Regions from separate parts of the Homo sapiens genome. Here region 2 is linked to region 1. The links are chromatin loops, found by intact Hi-C in ENCODE. Cell type or tissue: IMR-90. All regions are shown on one strand. Links, peaks and the distances in the headings refer to the core of each region. The heading gives the core; the rest is flanking DNA.

The links. Peaks named below come from ENCODE experiments on the same cell type or tissue, not always from the same donor. Only the 100,000 strongest peaks of a DNase experiment are listed, where the experiment ranks them.
Region 2: it touches region 1 in a loop (7-fold over the local background); 41 of 110 quality-filtered maps call a loop at or near these places.

What each region holds. Positions count from the first base shown.
Region 1 is chr4:122,905,340-122,915,909 of GRCh38, reverse strand. NUDT6 (nudix hydrolase 6) reads left to right here. Exons shown (of 5, transcript NM_007083.5): 3 at 3,287-3,342. Among named protein-coding and RNA genes, the nearest start is that of NUDT6, 12 kb to the left of the region's middle. RefSeq lists an enhancer at 8,802-9,096. In IMR-90, for the core only: a CTCF peak has its summit at 1,420 (motif pointing right); DNase peaks (open chromatin) are centred at 769 and 1,419; H3K4me3 peaks cover 150 bases; H3K27ac peaks cover 219 bases.
Region 2 is chr4:122,595,633-122,606,507 of GRCh38, reverse strand. No RefSeq gene overlaps it. Among named protein-coding and RNA genes, the nearest start is that of IL21-AS1, 18 kb to the left of the region's middle. In IMR-90, for the core only: a CTCF peak has its summit at 3,762; no DNase peak of the experiment used is centred there; H3K27me3 peaks cover 162 bases.

The DNA.
Region 1 (10,570 bases), core at 102-2,601:
ATGCCTAATGATGTCTTCTCTGTCCCTGTCTTACTTCCCTGTAGCAAGTAGACATTCAGAAACTCTCCGTTCAGCTCTATTTCAAAAGATTCTACTCAATAATTTAGTGACAGCCTCACACTTCAATGGAAAGTTATGCAAATAATTATCATTCACGGGCACAGACTCTTAAGAGTTCCCAGTTATTACTACAGAATTGGTAATATATGCAAAAAGAGTATCCTATGAAGGGCCTGTTGATAACTAAGTACTATATTGTATATTGTACATTATAGTTTAGAGTGTCAGAGCAGTTCAAAGAATAAGAGATGCAGAACTTGACCAATCTTGAACACTAACTAGGATTTGAAGCCACTGTTGGGGGTGTGGACGAGGTAATGTAAGAAATTGTTCTGGAAAGGTGCAGAGTTGTTTTTTTTTTTTTTTTTTTTTTTTTTTTTGAGGCAGGGTCTCACTTTGTCACCCAGGCTGGAATGCAGTGTCATGATCTGGGCTCATTCCGACCTCCACCTCTTTAGCTCAAGTGATCCTCCTGCCTTAGCCTCCCAAGTAGCTGGGACTACAGGCATGCGCCACCATGCTAGGCTAATTGTTGTATTTTTTGCAAAGATAGGGTTTCGCCATGTTGCCCAGGCTGGGGTGCAGAGTTTTTAGGTGGAAAGAAAAATAATTGGCATTTGTTATAAACTACCGAAGGCAGATGTGGCTGGAATAGCTGGAGCCATTGCTTTCTTTTGCTTTTCAAACTTAGCAAGCTTGTGTCTGACTCAGAGCCTTGACATCTACTGGCTCCTCTTCCTGCAGCATGCTTCTCCAGAACTTTCTTTATCTAGTTCTTCATAGCCGAAGTTTCTGCTCAAGTGTCTCCTTCTCAGAAAAGCCCCTGACCCTTCTGTTAGAAGTGACTTCTCCCTGCACACTAGTGCCATCATTCCTTGTCCCTTTATCCAGCTCTATGTTTCTTTATGGCATTTATCACAGTCTGAAACTCTATTATATCATGTATGTAAATTAATTATATTGTATCACTTAATCTCCCCCACAATAATATAAACTCCATAAAGGCAGATATTTTATCTGTCTTGGTCACCACGATATCCTCAAGCTAAAGACAGCGAGTGACATAAAGTAGATATTCAATATTTTTTTAATGAATGGGATGGAAATGTGAGTCTTCTGAGAGAGAAGTTTCAGTATTGTTGAGGGGCAGCATTGCACAGTGAGAAGAGTGTGCCTGCCTAGAATCCAGACAGACTGGCTATCAGTCCCAGTTCTACCAGTTAGAGCTATATGAAGCCAGACACTCATATCACTCACAGGATTATTGTGACTTATACCTGAGCTAATGTACGTTGAAGCACAGTGCCTAATCATAATAATAATTTTTATGTTGTGACCAGCAGAGGTCGCTCAAATTGTGCTTTAGTGGTGCTGGTTTTGTCTCTGATACTGTGCTCATGTTTACAGTGAATTCATTAGGGACAAGTTCAATTTGAGTAACCACAAATTATTAAAATTTAAGAGTAAGTTTCCTTGGCATTTCTTTGGCAGTCTACCTCTTGTAAAGTCCAGTTAAATTATAGCTTACATTTTCTAATAGAAGCCAACATTAATGTTAATTATATCTCACTTGGTGATTTTCCTTCCTGCTTTAAAATAGTCAAGTGTGGTGTTTTCATTTCAATTGCATTTCAATTACTTTTCCCCATGTTACACATATTTATTCCTTCTCTATATTCTACATAGCATTTATCACCTTCTAATATTCTATATAATTTATTTTTTGTTTGTTTTGGCGCCTCCCCACACACATACCAGAATGTGAACCCCATAAGGATAGGGAGTTTCATTTGTGTTGTTCACCACTGTATCTGTAGCACCTAGAAAAGTGCCTGGCACATAGTAGGAGCTCAATTAATATGCACAGGATCTATGTACATTATATAGAGGAACTCAGTTAATACTGAAAGCATGGACAAATATGTAGAAAGTATCTTTTAAAAAATGTCATCCCACATTATTTAAATACAAGTAATGTTTAAATCATAACATCTAAAAGATCATAATAAAAATCACTAATACGTCATTTGTATTTTTGACCCAAGATTGCCCAAAGGGAAATATTTTTAAAAAGAAAGAGAGAATATGCAATGTGTATGATGAATGAATAAACAAAAAAAAATGAACTAGAACTTAAAACATATATAAAACAAAGAACTCTTCCAAAGCAGTATATTAGTAGATTATAAAGTTGTGTATATACATAATAAGAAAATTTAATTGGCTTCAGAAAGGTCTTGAAATGAATATTGAGATATTTGAGATTTGGATCATCAGGGGGCACAGCCTGTGTTGTATGCATAGTGATTCAAGGAATAAAAATGAGAAGTCAATTCATTTATTCAATAAATATTGTAAGCACATCTGTTGTCTGAATGTTTGTTCCCCCTAAAATTCATATGTTGAAACCTGATCCCCAATGTGATGGTATTAAGAGGTGGGGCCTTTGGGAGGTGACTAGATCATGAGGGCAGAGCTCCCATGAATGGGATTAGTGTCCTTATGAAAGAGGCCTACAGGAGCTTGTTTGCCCCTTTCACTATGTGAGGACAGGGCTAGAAGGCATCGTCTGTAAAGAATGAGCCCTTATTAGACACTGAATCTGCCAGCACCTTGATCTTGGACTTCCTAGCTTCTAGAACTGTGAGAAATAAGTTTGTTGTTTATAAACTATCCAGTCTGTGGTTATTTTGTTATAGCAGCCCAAATGGACTAAGACAGGCACTTAGTGTCTTCATGGATGAGGTGGTGGTACAGCTTGACCATCCCCAATCTACAAATCTAAGATCCAAAATGCTGCAAAATCCAAAAGTATTTGAGCACTGGCATGATGCCACTAGTGGAAAATTCCATACCTGACCTCATGTGACAAGTCACAGTCAAAATGCAGTCAAAACTGTTTTCATGCACAATATTATTTAAAATATTGTATAAAATTGCCTTCAGGCTATGAGTATAAGGTGTATATGAAACATAAATGAATTTCATGTTTAAACTTGGGTCCTATCCCCAGGATACCTCATTATGTATATGAAAATATTCCAAAATCCAGAAAAATCTAACACTTCTGCTCTGAAACATTTTAGATAAGGAATACTCAACCTGTATTTGAACCAAGGCTTCAAGTATGGGTAGAATTTTTATCACCACAGATAGAGAGTGTGGGAGGAGATTAAGGTGAATGAAATTAATATTTCTCAATTATCTTTTCTTTTTCCCCTAATAGGAGCTGTATTTGATGAAAGTACTAGAAAAATACTGGTTGTACAAGATCGAAATAAAGTAAGCTGCTTCTGTTTTATAAATTGCTTCCTAAATGTTTATTTCTTTCTAGAGAAGAATAAAATATAGAAATTTTAATATGCCTAAGGGGTTATAGAAAGGTATTTTAAAAATCATTTCTAAGCAGTTATGGATCACCTTAGATATTTATTTAAACCAAACTACTTATACAGACCTTGAAAATTTCCAGGTAACACTCAGTGTTACTATCTATTACTTTATGGCTAAAGGAAAATTATAAATGACTGTATTTAATTGGGAAGACAAGTCTGCTTTAATATATTACCAAGATATTCTTCCATTCATTCAGCATTCAATGAGTTTCTACTCTGTGCCAGGTGCTGAGAATATAAAAAGCAGTAAGACGATATACCTTATGCCCTGCAGCTTACTATTTATTTGGAAAGACAGTCATACAATAGATGACAGCAATTAACTTTGCCTGAAGAAGTCCCCAAAGACTTCTCAAAGGAGGTGAAATTTAAACTAGGTCTTGAAGAATGAGTAGGAGCTTTCCAGGTGCAGAAGAAAAAAAATAAAAAACAAACTGATAAAATTCGAATTGCTTATACAAAGGCACAGAGCTCAGAAAGGGACTGACATAGTTTAGAAATAATGGTAAAAAGTTCAGTGTGGCCCAGAATATGGACAGTGGTAAGATATTTGACTTGAGAGCTAGATTGGAAACAATGTGAAGAGGATTGGATACCAAGATAAGGAGTCTAGGTGACTAGAAGCAACAAATATTTCCCAGAGAAGTACCGTGATTAGGGATCAGATGTTTTCATGCTCAGGAGTCAGAAGTAAAAGTGAAAGAGAATAATGATTTTGATACTTTCTGAGACTTCAGCAAATATTAGTGGACATAGTCAAACATTTTTCCCCACCACATATGTTCTTAAAGTTTAAATTAATGTTTGTAATGATAGCTGAAAGCAGTGTCACATATTTCTTGGAAATGCTATCTAAAACTATTCTTATGGCTCCAAGTAACTTTGAAGTTTTCATTAAGGCAGGATCTCTGATTCAAATTAAGCTTTTTGTCCTCAACAGAAATTTATAGAACACCTAAAGTAGTATTGTACCTAGCCCTCAATAAGTTTTATATTTGAATTGGGACATATATATGTAACGGTTATGACCAGAGAGTAGGAGGCATTATTGAGTGGTAAAAGTAGGGCCTAGTCATGAGAACCAGGCAGATGAGTTTAGACTTGACATGGAAACAGTAACTATTAAAAGATTTTGATTGTGATGACAAAATGATGAAGATGATATATGGACAAAATTAATCTAATAACAATATGCAAATTAGCCTGACAACAGTATGCCCAATGAGAGGGAGCTGATATGAACAAAATGGACTTGGGAGCCAGACTGACCAGAGTTCCAATCCCTTTGCCACTTCTACTTTGTAAAGTTGGCTTCAACCCAGAGTGGATATTATAACTCTCTCCAATATAGCAGATAGATGATATGCCCGAAATACTGTATGTACAAGTAACATAAATTGATTAATTTCTTTTGTTATGTTTAAAACAAAACTATACTTTGGTATGTAGCAGTTACTTCTAAAGAGATACCATAAAAGGGTTTTACTGTCTTCTAAGTATATCCCTTTAATTATCTCTCTTTTCATTTAAAGAAGAAGTAGATCACCAGAATTTATTTAATCTTTCCTGGGCTCATGTGAATGATGTTAATGAGACAAAACGGAATCAGCAGACCCGGGTCCCTAGGATTTGGCCATGCCATTAACTGTCTTTCTGACTCTGGGGACCTAAGTTTCCCCATTTATAAAATTTAGGAGTTAGACTCAATGGTCAAACAAAATATTGTAATACTTAATTCTATGTATCTTCCATGTACATAGCATAAATACTTATACAATATATGGATAAAATGTGATCTAAGCCACTTTGGTAGTATGGAAAGAAAAGGGTAAACCATGAAGGTTTTTTAAATAGCACACTGGGTTTCAGAAGTGATTTTGTCAAATAAAATTTCATTATGGACTTTAACAGAGGCTGAAAGACAGCCAGATAACATGATTGTGCCACTCCAAGCAGTCCTTCAGGGTTGGTTAATCTACCAAATAAGAATCTAGCCATGTTATTATTCATGTCATAAAACACAGAAATTCATAGAAAACAAACTTGGGTATGTTAATGTTAAAAACTGCATTGGAATCTGGAAAAAAAGGAGCTTTCCTGGCAGATATAGCTGAATTGTCTTACTCCAAACCTAGACAGCTTTATGTTTTTTGAGTAGATTTTTTTGTTTCTTTATAAAACCTGCAAAGACAAGTGACTTAACAGGTTCAGCTTACAGAAATCAAACTCCCAGAGCAATCTGTACTTGAAATATGTAATTGAAAAGGAAAGAATTGAGTTGGGCTATATTTTTAAAACAGGGTAATAGTGAAAACTATGTTTAATAAATTTGCCTGAATTCCAGGTAAACCACTAAAACTTTTATGGTTCTCTGTTAAATCATGGTTGCACTTAATGCGTCTCTAGTTTTATTCATCTTAGTTTCAAATAAGTGAAAGTGTTTTCTGAAATGTTTCTTAGTGTTTTTCAACATAGTCAGAAAACAAAGGGAGATCCAGACCTAATGACAAAACAAATAAATAGGCGTCATCCCATTGTAGGGGAAAACTCAATCCACAGTGGCACTGTTTGCATCATTCTTTGGAATAACTGAGTTCATCCTGTAATGTTTACTTACAAAGATTCAAGTGGAGAGTTTTCCCTTTTTCCACTCTGAGTTTCTTTTGTATGGCCTTTACAGTCATTTGAAGGTCATACCTTTAGGCTTGGTGACTGTTGAGTAATTAACCCTAGATAGGTTCATGAATGGTTTATTTGGTGGCTCTTAGAACCTGTAGTCATCTCTAAAGAGAATTAAAAACCTTAATAAAGTGGTAGTACCAGCCTGTAGTGCACAGAAGGCTCTGTTCTGGCCTTTAGCCTCCTAAGAAGTCATAGCCAAACATTTGCTAATACTTATTCCTCTGTTATAGCACACATTCCTGATCCTAGTTTATGAGGTTTTCGGGGTAAAAAAAAAATTTTAATTCTATCATGTTTTGCTCTGTCAGTAGAAATAAAACCAGATAATCAAATAATTTGTGATGACATAAAATACTTGCATGAAATAATTTCCATGAAATGTTTCTCATTTAATAATCATACTTATTATTATCTCCATTATTTTAGGACTGAGATTTAGAGAGGTTACAATAACTTATTCAACATTATGCAACTAGTTAATAGGCAGAATCAGAAGCCTATAGGGTAATCTTTTCACTAAACCTAGACTAAAAAAACAACATAGGCAGGAATGGTGGTGCGCACCTATGGTCCCAGCTACTTGGGAGGCTGTGGTGGAAGGATTATTTGAGCCTGGAAGGTCAAGGCTACAGTGAGCCATGATCAAGCCACTGCACTCCAGCCTGGATGACAGAGTAAGACCCTGTCTCAAGAAAAAAAAAAAAGCTGGGATGGCGGGGAGATGATTAATTTAAGGAGATATAGAGTAATTATCAGTTCTTCTCAAAACCTAGGATGATGATCTATTTTTACAGTTTTTAGAAGACCCAAATAAAGACTGTAGACTGTAAGTAAGAAAGAAAGAAGTTTTTATTAAAAATCCTTTTGTTTTTTGCTCACTGAGATGGCTGAACTTTTCAGAGAACACATGATTCAGCAGTTGGTCCTTTAAAAGTTAACAAACTTTAATTGTTTTCCTTTACTCAGAGTTGTTTGGATTTTGAGTAAGATTAAGTCAGGGTAATAAGAGATTAATTTATAAATCAGAATGCCATTTTATTAATTCTGTTAATGGAAAAGTCAGACTCTGTAAAACATTTTTAAAAGGTTTATTTTGAACCAATGAATGACCTTGGTCTGGGAAATGCATCTCAAGAGGTCCTGCAAACGTGTGCCAGTGGGCAATTGAATTACAGTTTTGTTTAATAAGTTTGAGGGAGGCAGGAGTTACAAGCAGAGACATAAATCAATATGTGGATGGTATACATTTATTTCGCCTGAAAAGGCAGGATGTTTTGAAGAGGCAGGATGTTTAAAGAGGGGGCTTACTGGCTATAGGTAGATTCACAGATTCTCTAATTTACAATTGATTAAGGAAGTGAAGCTTTGTCTAAAAATTTAGAGTCAGCAGAAAGAATGTTTTAAGTTAAAATAAAGAAGTCTGTCAACCAATATTACACTGGGTCAGAGTGACCTGCAGGGTTGTGTGACTTAACCCTTGTCTGGCATGGCTTTAGATCCTGTTTATAATTTGGTATCTTATTGTCACAAAGAGTCCATTTTGTTACCTTATGTTAACATAATAATGGTCAGTTGTGACTAAACTCCAAAAAGGAAGGGGTATAATGCGGTGTGTCCAACCTCCCTACACATCATGGCTGGGGATTTAGTTTATAAGATTTTTTTGGGGTCCCCTTGGTCAAGAGGGGGTCCATTCAGTTGGGAGGGGTTTAGGATTTTATTTTTAGTTACAATTCACAGTAGGAGGAAAGGATCCAGGCTTTTTGTTAGTAGAAATGAATTGGAGAGATATTCCCAAATATGATATATGCTGCTTCCAAAATGTAAAAAAGTATTGCTCCAAGTGCTGTGAGTGGGGATAGTTGCAAGGTGCACCAAATCGCCCATACCTTAGAGATCTACAGATTACTGTTACCAGAAGGGGGTCCTGATCCAGACCCCAAGATAGGATTCTTGGATCTCACACAAGAAAGAATTTGGGTGAATCCGTAAAGTGAAAGCAAGTTTTATTAAGAAAGTAAAGGGGCCGGGCGCAGTGGCTCATGCCTGTAATCCCTGCACTTTGGGAGGCCGAGGCGGGCAGATCACGAGGTCAGGAGATCGAGACCAACCTGGCTAACACATGAAACCCTGTCTCTACTAAAAATACAAAAAATTAGCCGGGCGTGGTGGTGGGCGCCTGTAGTTCCCGCCACTCAGGAAGCTGAGGCAGGAGAATGGCATGAACCCGGGAGGTGGAGGTTGCAGTGAGCCAAGATCGCGCCACTGCACTCCAGCCTGGGTGACTGAGCGAAACTCTGTCTCAGAAAAAAAAAAAAAAAAAGAAAGTAAAGAAATAGGCCAGGTGCGGTGGCTGGTGCCTGTAATCTCAGCACTTTGGGAGGCTGAGGCAGGTGGATCACTTGAGGCCAGGAGTTTGAGACCAGCCTGGCTAACATGGTGAAACCCCATCTCTACTTTAAAAAAACACAAAAATTAGCAGGGCATGGTGGCGCATGCCTGTAATCCCAGCTACTCAGGAGGCTGAGGCAGGAGAATCACTAGAACCCAGGAGGCAGACGTTGCCGAAACCTGAGATCATGCCACTGCCCTCCAGCCAGGGCGACAGAGTGAGACTCGTCTCAAAAAAAAGAAAGAAAAGAATAAACAATGGCTACTCCATATGCAGAGCAGTGGCTTGGGCTTCTCCACTAAGGATACTTAGAGTTATTTCTTGAGTATATGCTAAACAAGTGTTGGCTTATTCATGAGTTTTCCAGGAAAGGGGCAGGCAATTCCCGGAACTGAGGGTTCCTCCCCGTTTTAGACCAAATAGGGTAACTTCCTGATATTACCATGGCATTTGTCAGCTGTCATGGTGGGAGTGTCTTTTAGCATGCTAATGCACTATAATTAGCATATAATGAGCAGTAAGGATGACCAGAGGTCACTTTCATCCCCATCTTGGTTTTGGTGGGTTTTGGCTGGCTTCTTTACTGCAACCTGTTTTATCAGCAAGGTCTTTATGACCTGTGTCTTGTGTGGCCTCCTATCTCATCCTGTGACTTAGAATGCCTAACCTCCTGGTAATGCAGCCCAGCAGGTCTCAGCCTTATTTTACCTAGCCTCTTTACAAGATGGGGTCACTCTGATTTAAACACCTCTGACAACTATACTTCTAAACACTTAATAGGGGCATCTCCTATCCTCTAGCACCTAGATGTCTTACTAGGACATCTAGAATACGTGACACTTCCTACTTTCCAGGTCCAGTCAGCATGCTGGCATCAATAGAGTTGGGTAGTGATAAGCCCTGGCATATAGTAACATAGCAGCTACTAAGATTCTTACATATGGAAAGGAATGAGGTACAGATGGAAACAGAAGTATTGAGTCGTTTGGTAGCCATGGCACTTTAAAAGTACGTAATAATAATTATATAGCTTTGGAGATGGCTAGCTTTTGTTAACTTGTTTAGATGCCTTGGCAAAATAAAAATGACAAGCTCAAGTCAGCCTGTCAATTCAAGGCACAATATGAATACCCCAAGACCTCCATGGCACCATTTAAAGAGACCCCTATATTCTCCAGCCACAAAGGCAATATTGAAAATCAGGCCTAGATCCAACTGTAAGAATATCAGAGCTGCAAAGGAGACTGAATAGAGTTTGACAAGTGTCCTATGTCAAAGCCAATCCCCTAACAGGAAAAGAGTGGGGATCCTGCGACCCTGAGTGAATGGACATAAGAATTTTGAATTTCAAATTCTCTTGAACCCTCTGAGCCAGTAGAAGCAGCACCCTTCTTCTGGCTACAGAAAACAGCCTCCCCTTGCCTGAGGGCTCTGCAAAAGATAGAGTATTTAATAATATTAGGACAGTGTACTTAAAATCAGAAATAGTCTGGAATATTCAGGATGGCAACCAGAACTGATGACCTCTTAGGAGTCATCAGTGCACAAGGAATCAGATGCACAAGAAATCCTTGTGCATCTTTACTGACTAGCCTGCAGTCTTAGCCTCCAAATATTTGTTAAAGGATTTGAAGAAACTGTGGAAGCCAGGAAACCATTTGTCATAGATGTGTTAGGCACTGAGTGACTTATCAGAGAATACCTGAATGAGAGATGACCTCTCGAAGTCCTAGTTCTGTCTGTGACTCATGGGTGAGAATATGGGCATAGCACTCCTAAAATTTCCTATGTGGAAAAGACCACTTTTATGTTGGCAGAGGTAAAGTATAACAGCACATAGAGGGGTAAGCAAATAATGGGACTGTCTCTGTGTAACATGTATACACACAGACATACATATGAATGATCATCCTCATTCGCATTCAAATAACAAAAGATCCAAATGTAAAAAGAACCTACTGAGTAAAATATGCTATGATCTAAAACCCTGGAAGATGCAACTTTAATGTTATAGTGTGACAAAACTACTGAGAAAATCAAC
Region 2 (10,875 bases), core at 2,800-5,299, 310 kb after region 1:
ATGCAATATGAGATTTGGTGCAGACACAGATTCAAACCAGGTCACCTTCCCAAATAGTTTTCCTGCTTTTGTCCTTGCCCCTCACCAAAATCTATCTGCAACAAAACAACTTGAATGGTCCCTTTAAAAACCAATCAGAGTATGCCACCTCTCAGCTCAAAATCTTCCAACACTTCCCATATAATTCAGAGTAAAACCTGAGTCCTACAAGGGTTACTTGGTCACATCTCTTCCACCTCCAGCCTCTCTAACCTTGTTTTCACTCTTTTTACTTGACTCCAGCCACATTGGCGCTCTTTCTGTTCTCCAGCATTACAGGAACACTCTCTCCTAAGGCATTTGCACTTTTTATTTCCTCTGTTTGGATGCTCTCCTGCCAAATGTCCATGTGGCCCATTCCCTCACCTCCTTTATGACTTTACTCAAATATCATCTTCTCCACCAGGTCTTGCCTCACTACCACCTTACTTTAAATTGCCCAAATACCTCTGCTTTATTTTTCTTCATAGCACTTACCACCCTGGACACATATATTTTAACCATTTACGTGTTTATAGTCTCTGTCTTCCACTAGAATATAAGTTCCATGTGGACAGGAATTTTTGTCTTTTTTATTCACTGCTGTATGTCTGGCTATTAGACCAATGTCCTGAACATTGAAAAAACTCATTAAATATTTGCAGAAAGAATTGGTGGGTTCTGCAATGAAGGTCTCCCACAGCGTTTTCATTCCTAACACACAATTTGCCTTCTATTTATTATGCAATTTGTGTGCTATTGATTTTTTCCCTTATAACTTCTTCCTATTATCTATCTTGTATCTTCTGCAAATATTCCCCCATTCTCTTATCAGATGTAACCACACCTCTTCTTTATTTTTGAAACTGGACTTCAGCAGTATGAAACTTGAAAGATAAAAATGGAAACGTTCTTCCACTTATCATTAAAATTTTAGCAAAAATATTTTTCTATAGAAAACTTCTGGGTTTGTATTGTCTAGAATTCTTCTGGCAAATAAAATATCCAATCATACAACGAACACCCTTCCATATTATATCTCCTCCCCCTTTACAAAAATAGAAAATTCGAAGCATCTATACGTTCATTTATGAGTCTCTAAAAGAGTTCTACCTTCTCTCAAAATGAAATACTGTGGAACAATCATATAATGGAATTGAACACATCAATAAGTTGAGAGAGAGTATAAACGGGTGCTTCTGGGGTACTAGTAATGTTGTATTTCTTGACCTATAAGATGGTATTTGTTGAGTTGTATACTTATGATTAATACCATTTTTTTCTCTATGTATGTTATATTTCAATAAAAAATTGAAAATAAATGATGGAAAAGTGTTTTTTAAAAAGTTCTATCTGATAAATGACACACAGCAGAAGCTGGAGAAGGCTATGGAGAGGGAAAACAATTGGCTAGGTGATAACTGGGAAGAGAGTGAGGTAAAAGCCCAGAAGTTGCCACAGGATTCTAAGTTGTGGTACTTCAGTCAACAAGAACAACTTTAAGATTTTTTTAAAACTAGTGCTGATCACGTCACCATCTTCCTGGTGAGAGATGGCCGAGAAGTGGTCAGTTTGGGGAGGAAAGGGTTTTTTTGTGTGTGTTTGTGTGTGTGTATATGTATATGTGTTCTTTCCCCTATAATCTTTTTTTTTTTTTTTTTTTTTTCTTGAGACATGGTCTTGCTCCATCACCTAGGCTGGAGTACAGTGATGTGATCTCAGCTCACTGCAACCTACACCTCCCATGTTCAAGTGATTCTCCTGCCTCAGTCTCCCAAGAAGCTGGGACTACAGATGAGTGCCACCATGTGGAGCTAATTTTTGTATTTTTAGTAGAGACGGGGTTTCACCATGTTGCCCAGCCCTACGTTCCTCACACATCATAGGTAAGTAGGTGATGAGTTAAGGATTCAGGTGCCTGTGATTTACTAAGGAGACGCTCCCAGATAAATCAGTAATTGAGTGAGAAAAGCAGGATAGGGAAGGGGAAAGCCAAGCCAGGGCATGATTTTAGGTGACTCCCCAGGTTCAGCCTGATCCTGTGGGATCCTCAGGGCATAAATTACCCTGCGGAGTTGTCAGCTGTGCTTGGAGGCAAAGGGGCTGGGCTTTTTGTCCTCCCACACTAGCCACTCACCTCTACCAAGCTTCAGAATTCTGAAGAGGCTGCTCCAGTGCATACCAATTGCATAATAAAGAGAGGGCAATCCTCTGAGTGTCCCAAACACAAGCTGGTATCAAAGCATGCAGAAGATTGGGGGATGAGCATACAGAGCTGATAAAAAGAATCCAAGGAGATCTGGGCAGGTGGAGTGCATTTTTTTCCTTTAAAAAGTTTATTTTTAAAATAGGAGGGCTTAAGGCAAAGATAAATTATATTGTCATAATAGAGGGAGTTTCAGGAAAGTTAGGATATATTTGTTCATGTAAAATTATGTATAATTACATATATTTATTATATATATTTTATATAGATTATTTCTTTTTTTGGTCACAATTTATCTTTAAGCCCATTTAACCTAAAGGAGTCCAGTTTACGGAGATGAATACAGTTGCAGCACGAAGAGCGAGTGCTCAAGTGAGAGAATATGACACTACTGATGTGTACCCTACATCCTACATACCAAGAGGACCTGCTACTTCCTCCTGACCAACCAACCCCTACCCCAGGGCAGCCATCACTTCCATGCCACAAACTGAATAAATTCTCCCAGATAGGGATATTTATATTAATGCAGGATTTTTGCTCCTTAGCTCAGCTAGGTCTGGCTTCTTTTCTCACAACCAGGAAAAATTAGGTGCACCGAACCAAGAGAGTGAGCGGAGTAGAATTTATTAAGCAAAAGGAAAGCTCTCAGCAAAGAGAGGGGTCCTGAAATCCGGTTGCCTCCTTCACAGTTAAATATCCCAGCTTAAGGCATGAATTCCTGGAGGCTCTACCCCTTCCTTGCAGTGCGCATTCGGGCCCTTAGACTGAGCCGCTCCATATTGATTTGTTTCCCTTACTGCACTTGTGTTAAGGAATGGAATTTTCCACCGCAGGCATGTTTAGGCAAGCTCCCTTATCTGCGCAAAACATCTGGTATAAACACTTGTAGGACGGGTCAGAGATTCTAGGGGACCCTTCCCTTACTGTCTGCCTAAAGCAAGCTGGCTAACTTCTTTCAATATTATTGGAACATAGGGCAGTTGTCAGGTTCTAAGCTTCTAGTAAGCCTCTCCCTTTCTTGTTTGACCCAGTGAGAACAAAACATTCCTTGGAGGGTCCCTTCGGGAGAAACTCCATTGCGAATAGAATTAAAATATTTACACCTGTTGATTAATAAATCCATCCTGAAGGGAGAAGAGAGATTGGAGCTGCTCACACTGAAGAAGGTAGACAACGAAAGGGTGCGGCCAAAATGGAAACAGAATCATTGACAAAATGGCGTGTGGGAAAGTGCTTCACATTGCTTACCCAAAACTTTTCCAATATACTGAGTCCCCAGTGAGGAGAGACCTAAGTGGCATTATAGTTTGAAGTAGAAGTGCCATGATACAACTTTTGTTCTAAAGTTATTACTGATGGATCAAAACCTGTTAAATGACTTGAGTTGTGACTATGAGCAATATATGTACCGTGTGTCACAGGGAACATTTCCTATTTGCCTCTCTTATTGTCACTTTTTCATTTCCCAACAGAAGCTTTCACTATGTCCTTTTAAAAAGATACCTTTTAAAGAAGAGGACATGCTGCCACCTATTGAAACAACGCAAATACATACAGACACCCAGTTCTAAGAACATCAGGACCTTGTCACCCCGTACCCGGCGAAAAGCAAACAATGTAAATTCTAAAAAAAATTCTCAACTTTTTCTATCCTGGACTTTACAAAGATTTCCGCTACCTAAATCAGTTCTAAAAGGAGCCTCAGGGCCAGGAAAATCATTTCTTCTTGGACCCACAGAACTTAAGTGTGAAGAACAGGACTGTTTGAAACATGCTGTGACATACCTTTCGGGATGGACCTGCTCACACAGAAACAGCAGAGAAGGGAGCTCGCAGGATCCTGAAACTGGCAGAATGCCTGGTCACTGGCTCTTGGTAACGTGACCTTAATCTAGTCGGGGTTCTCTTTAGTTCTTTAACTGGGAAATTGTTATGCTTTATCCTTCATTTGTGAAGAAGCCAGAAACATGCTGCAGATTTCCTCATCTGTGAAACAGCTGTAATAATTCAGCCTCTCTAAGATCATAGAATGTTCACAAAGATAAAATGGAATAAGGTATGGGAAAATGTCTTATAAAGTGTTTACACATTCAACAATGTAGAAGCTTGTTTTCAGACTTATTTTGCCTGTAGTGACAATAGCTTGTGCTGAATTCCCACCTCATCCCACTTAGGGAATTTCTTTCATGACAAATAGCCCATGTGAGAACCTCCTTTCTACAACCTTGGCCTCATTGAACTGTATTTTAATACACAGTTTCTTAATAATTGAAGAAGTCATTTAAAAAAATGTTCCCAGTGTTTGCCACAGAAGATTTGAGGTTGCAGCATTTTAATTAAACACATAAATTAAATCTTCTTTTACAGCTGCCTTTGATCACACTTCCTTCTTCCAAAAGTTTATCATTATTTTCTGCGTAATATATGTTTCCTCAATATAGTCTGAATGTTTTAACTACTTCTGCGTTATTTAGTGTCTTTTATCCCTTGATTCTGCTCACTTCTAGTCTAGCCTCTGTTGCTTCTACATTTAATGTTGTAACTTCTTTTTCTCTGTTGAAAAGCAACAAAAAACCAAAACCCTTTGTTTTTGTCTGCCTAACATCTATCCTCCTTCTTCCATTATCAGAATCCCTCTTTTTCTTTGCAAATCCCTCATTGCTCAACTATCAGCCTATGTGGTCAACTGGGGTTGGTCTCACTCCATCCCCAGCTCCAGGTGTGAGTACATAACACAAGCTAGAGCAATGGGAAGACTTTCTGTACTATTTCTTGTAATTATTTAGAGAGAGATATTATTTTCTTACTGGGGTTGCTAAGCTGATGAGATTTGGGCTAGAGTACCAGTGGCCATCTTTATCATTCTCTGGGGAATGCCTTCCGACTCCAGACAAAAGCCGAGTAAGAGAAAGGGAGATAGATTGTGCCTGAAGGTTCACCATTAACCTATTTATGTGAGCCAAAAAGAAAAAAAAATCCTCTTTTATATTTAAGCCTGTTTCAATTGTATTTCTGTCACTTACAATTGAAGAGTGCTGAATTCATAGACTCCTCAATTCCACACTTTAAATTATCTTCCACACAACTTTTATAAAAGAATGATGGTATTCAGATCCTCACCAAACCCCTAGTTAAATGAAATTAAGGTGTAACCCCCCTCTAGGAGTATCCTCTCTGGCTAACCAACTGTAGAAAATAAGAATGTAGAATCCCCTTCCCACTCTTTGTAAAATGAGCCCGGTCAGTTTATGAAGCCTACTAGTCAACTTAGAGCATTAGGTCTTAGCAGTAGTAGGCTGGCTTCTTGCAGGTTACAGAGCCAGATACAGAGTCCACTCCCTGAATACATGCTTTGTAGTAAGGCTACATTACCATGAAAATGGCAGAAAAGTCCCTAATCATGTAGAAGAGTTACACTGAGTAAAACATTCTGAGATCCCACAGTTGTTTGTACTGTTTATGTTCCTTTGACAATCAGAAAACATCACTTTGTCAAGCACGGATTGGTAACATATTAAAACATACAGAATTTGGTGTAATATCCTATATTTTTTCTGGTCTGGAATCTACTACAGAAAATAGATCTTGCTGGAAAGGATTTAGAGTCTAGTGGGGGAGACATAACAATTAAAATTCATAATTACAGCACAGTGTGGTACACTCTGTGATAGGTGAATGTTCACTACTATGGGTATCTAGGTGTGGTGGTGGACGCCTGTAGTCCCAGGTACTCAGGAGGCTAAGACTGGAGGATTGCTTGAGCCCAGGAATTCAAGTTCAGCCTGGGCAACATAGCGAAACCCATCTCTAAAAGAAATACTATGGGAAAGCTCTGATTCTGGTAATGGTCAAGTAGTTTAGACCAACTATCCCACAAATAACAATGATAAGCCTCAAATAAAATATGAAAAGCCACTATTTATAATTCACCCACCAAGAACAGTGAAAAGTAGGCAAAAAGTGAAGAGAGTTTGATTACTGAAAGAAGAAAATCATAACGAGTGAGAGCTACATTTAGATGACTTTTGCCTTGGGGGCTCTCTCCAATCCATGAGATGTAGGGAAACCAGAACTCAAGCAGAAGTTTTCAGTGTATTGATTTGCAGGATCAGAGAACACAGTTTGGGGTGGCAGAGTAGCTGGAAATTGAGGGAGAAAGTTGGAGTAGGGAGCCTCTAAACCTGCCTATAAACTGCCTCAAATCCTTGAACAGTCCCTGAACTGTGCATGGACAAGAGAGACTTCAGGAGCCCAATGGACAGCACTATCTAAAAGGCTCAGCAGAGATTTCAGCTGGTATTCACTTCAGTATAGATAGAGCTGGCATATAGTTCCCATCAAGTCAGAGAGACTTGGTAAACACCTTGGGCTTTCCATTGAAACCTCACAGAGGCTAGTCCTTAGCAGTCAAGATATAGGAATTAATCCTAAGACTAAAAGCAAAACAAAAACAAACATATCCTAACAAAAATGTGAAATCATGCCTCCACAAATTCAAGTGATGAGCCAGTAATTTAAATGCCTACTACAACAAATAGCATCATCTCTAGAGAAAGATAACAGATTGCAGTCTCTACAATGTATCATGCATAACATCAGTATACAAAAAATAATAGGCACACAAAGAAATAGGAAAATATGAGTATAGAAAGCACTTAAGAGAAACATACCCCAGGATAATCCAAAGATTGGTATTGGCAGACAATAACTTTAAAGCAACTGTTATAAATGTGCTCAAGGGCTTAAAGGAAAAATGGTTATAGTGAGTGAATAGATGAGAGTCTTAGGAAACACAGAAATTATAAAAGCAGTGGTAATTATAAAACCAAGGAGTATAATATCAGAAGTAAAAAAACCACTGGATGGACTTAATTGGTTGAATATAGCAGAATAAAGGGTCAGTGGACTTGTACACATATATTTGAACATTCCCATTTGAAGAACACAGAGAATGAAAGTTGAAGAGTGGTTAGAACCTTGGGGACATAGAATAACATCAATTGGTCTAAAATGTGAAATTGGAGTCCCAGAGGGAAACAAGGGAGATAATGAAGCAGAAAAAATCTATAAAAATGGTGGCCAAAAATTTTCCAAATTGGGTAAAAAACATTAACATGTGGACCTAAGCACCTTAGAGGATCTCAAGCAGTATAAATGCAAAGAAGATGATGCCTACCATAGTTAAACTGGTAAAACCAATGGAAAATTGAAAAAAATTTAAAGCATCCAGAAGAGAAAAAAAGATGCCTTATTTACGGGAAAAAGATGACGAGAATGATATCTGACTTCTCATCAGAAACAAAGACAGAAGAAAATGAAAAAACTGATAAAACAAATTTGAGATATTAATAAAACATTTAAAAAGATGACAATGAAAAAACATCCTTAGCATGCCTTAAAGAAACTAAACCCCAAATTCTATATTCAATAAAAATATCCTTCAAAAATTCGGCAAAACAAATGTATTTTCAAAAAAAGTTTTAAAAGCGAATAGATTTCCTACAAAAACTATTAAAGGAAATCCTTCAAACTAAAGGAAATAATAGCAGATAGAAATTTGTCTATGGCCATACCACCCTGACCATGCCCAATGGCATCTGATCTCAGAAGAAATTCAGATATACAAGAAAAAATAAAGAATAATAGAAATAGTTGATATATGGGTAAATATTGAATGATATCATTTTTCTTCTCTTAATTTCCTTCAAAGACAAGTAACTGTTTAATGCCAAAAATTAAAATTATAACATCTTCTTGTGGAGATTATAAAAAATCTATAATAACAGCACACAAGATGGAGTAGTGGTAAATTAAATTACATTGTTTAGGATTCTTAAATTTAACATGAAGTGGTACAAATTAACACTACACAGACTATGATGAATTAAAAATTTATATCATAATCCTAGTAGTAGCTCAAAAGGATTAAAAAAGGAATACCAGGCCGGGCATGGTGGCTCACGCCTGTAATCCCAGCACTATGGGAGGCCGAGGCGGGTGGACCACTTGAGGTCAGGAGTTCGAGACCAGTCTGGCCAGCATGGTGAAACCCCGTCTCTACTAAAAGTACAAAAATTAGCTGGGCATGGTGTGGGTGCCTGTAATCTCAGCTACTCGGGAGGCTGAGGCAAGAGAATCTCTTGAACCCAGGAGGTGGAGGTTGCAGTGAGATGAGATCATGCCACTGTACTCCAGCCCGGGCGACAGAGCAAGACTCTGTCTCAAAAAAAAAAAAAAAAAAAAGGAGGGAATACTTAAATATGAGGGAAATTAAAATATAATAATAAAGATATTCAATTAACCCAAAGAAGGCAGGAAAGAAGAAACACAAGAATAAAAAGCAGACGGGATGAAGAGAAAACACACAGGAAAATGATAGACTTCAATCCAACCATATAACTAATAATATTAAATGAAAATGGACTAAACACTATTAAAAAGCAGAAACAGACTTTGTAAAAATACAAAACACAGCTATATGCTTTCTACAAGAGACACACTTTCAATATAAAATCATAGGTAGGTTTAAAGGAACAGAAAAAGATATGTGATAAAAATATTAAGTATTAGAAGGTGTGTTCTAATGTTAATATCAGATAAAATACACTTCAAAGCAAGAAGTAGTACCAGTGAAAGAGATGCACATTGAACATTTCATAATGATAAATGAATCATTTCATCAGGAATAAGTTACAATTATAAGTGTGTATGCGTCTAACACAGAGCTTCAAAATACATGAAGCAAATACTGAAAAAACTAAAGGAACAAATAACCAAATCCACAGTTATAATTGGCAATTTTTAACACACCTCCCTCAGTAATTTGTAGACCAACTAGACAAAAAAAAAAAAAAATCACCGAGTATACAGAATATTTGAATATCACTGATGATATGGTTCAGATGTTTGTCCCCTCCAAATCTCATGTTGAAATATGGTTCCCAATGTTGGAGGTGGGGCCTGGTGGAGATGACTGGCTCATGGAAGCAGATCCCTCATGAATGGTTTAGCACCATCCCCTTGGTGATAAATGAGTTCTTGCTCAGTTAGTTCACACGGTATCTGGTTATTTAAAAATGTGTTGCACCTCTCCCCTTGCTCTCTTGCTTCCTCGCTCACCATGTGACGTGCTTACTCCCACTTCACCTTCTGCCATGCTTGTAAGCTTCCTGAGGCCCTCACCAGAAGCAAATGCCAGCACTGTACAGCCTGTAGAACTGTAAGTCAATTAAACCTCTTTTCTTTATAAATGACCCAGCCTCAGGTATTTCTTTATAGTGACACAGGAATGGACTAATACAACTATCAAACAACTTGCTCTAACTACTATTTATGGAACACTAACAACAACTTCAATGTAAACATTCTTTATAATTGCACATAGAACATTCAAGAATATGACCAGCAAGACAGGTCATATTCTCAGCCGTAAAATAAAACTCAATAAATTTCAAAATCTCAAAGTATGTGTTTTATTACCACGATGAAATTAAATTAGAAATCATTAATAATAAGATAGCTAGATAAGTCCTAAGTATTTGGAAATTAAGAAATAGATTTCTAAATAACCCATGAGTCAAAGAAGAAATCGCAAAAGATACTAGAAAATATTTTGAATTAGTAATAATACAAACACAACATATCAAAATTGTGGGATGCAGCTAATTAATTTTTTTTTTTGAACAAAGTCTTGCTCTGTTGCCCAGGCTGGAGTGCAGTGGCATGATCTTGGCTCACTGTAACCTCTGCCTCTCAGGTTCAAGCGATTCTTCTGCCTCAGCCTCCCGAGCAGATGGGACTACAGGCGTGTGAGCCACCATGCCCGGCTTTTTTTTTTTCTTAGTAGAGACGGGGTTTCACCATACTGAGCAGGCTGGTCTCGGACTCCTGATCTCGTGATCCGCTTGCCTCGGCCTCCCAAAGTGCTGGGATTACCGGCTTGAGCCACCGCACCCGTCCTGTACAGGGACTTTTTAGCATTAAATACTTGTAATACAAAAAAAGGTCTAAAATCACTAGGATTCCATCTTAAGAAGCTAAAAAAAGAAGAGCAAAATAAACTTGAAGGAAGTAGAATGAAGAAAATAAGGAAAAGAGCAGAAATCTATGAAATAGAAAACAAACAAAAAAATTAAGAAAAGCCAAAAATATGTTCTTTGAAAAGATTAATAAAATCAACAAATCCAGACTGGCATAGTGGCTCATGCCTGTAATCCCAGCATTTTGGGAGGCCAAAGAGGGCAGATCAGTTGAGGCCAGGAGTTCAAGACCAGACTGACCAACATAGTGAAACCCTGCCTCTACTAAAAATTCAAAAACTTAGCTGGATGTGGTGGCATGTGCCTGTAATTCCAGCTACTGAGGAGGCTGAGGCACAGGAATCTCTTGAACCTGGGAGGGAGGTTGCAGTGAGCCAAGATCGTGCCACTGAACTCCAGCCTGGGTGACAGAGCGAGACACTGCCTCAAAAAATAAAATAAAATAAAGGACAAATCCCAAGCAAGGCTGACAAACAAAAAATGAGGTTTAGATAACCAATTATAAAATTAATTTTAAAATTTTTAAAATAATTTTTAAAATTTGTTTACATTTTAAGAAGTAGATAAAATGGACAAATTCTTTGAAAGATAAATTTACTAAAACGGATA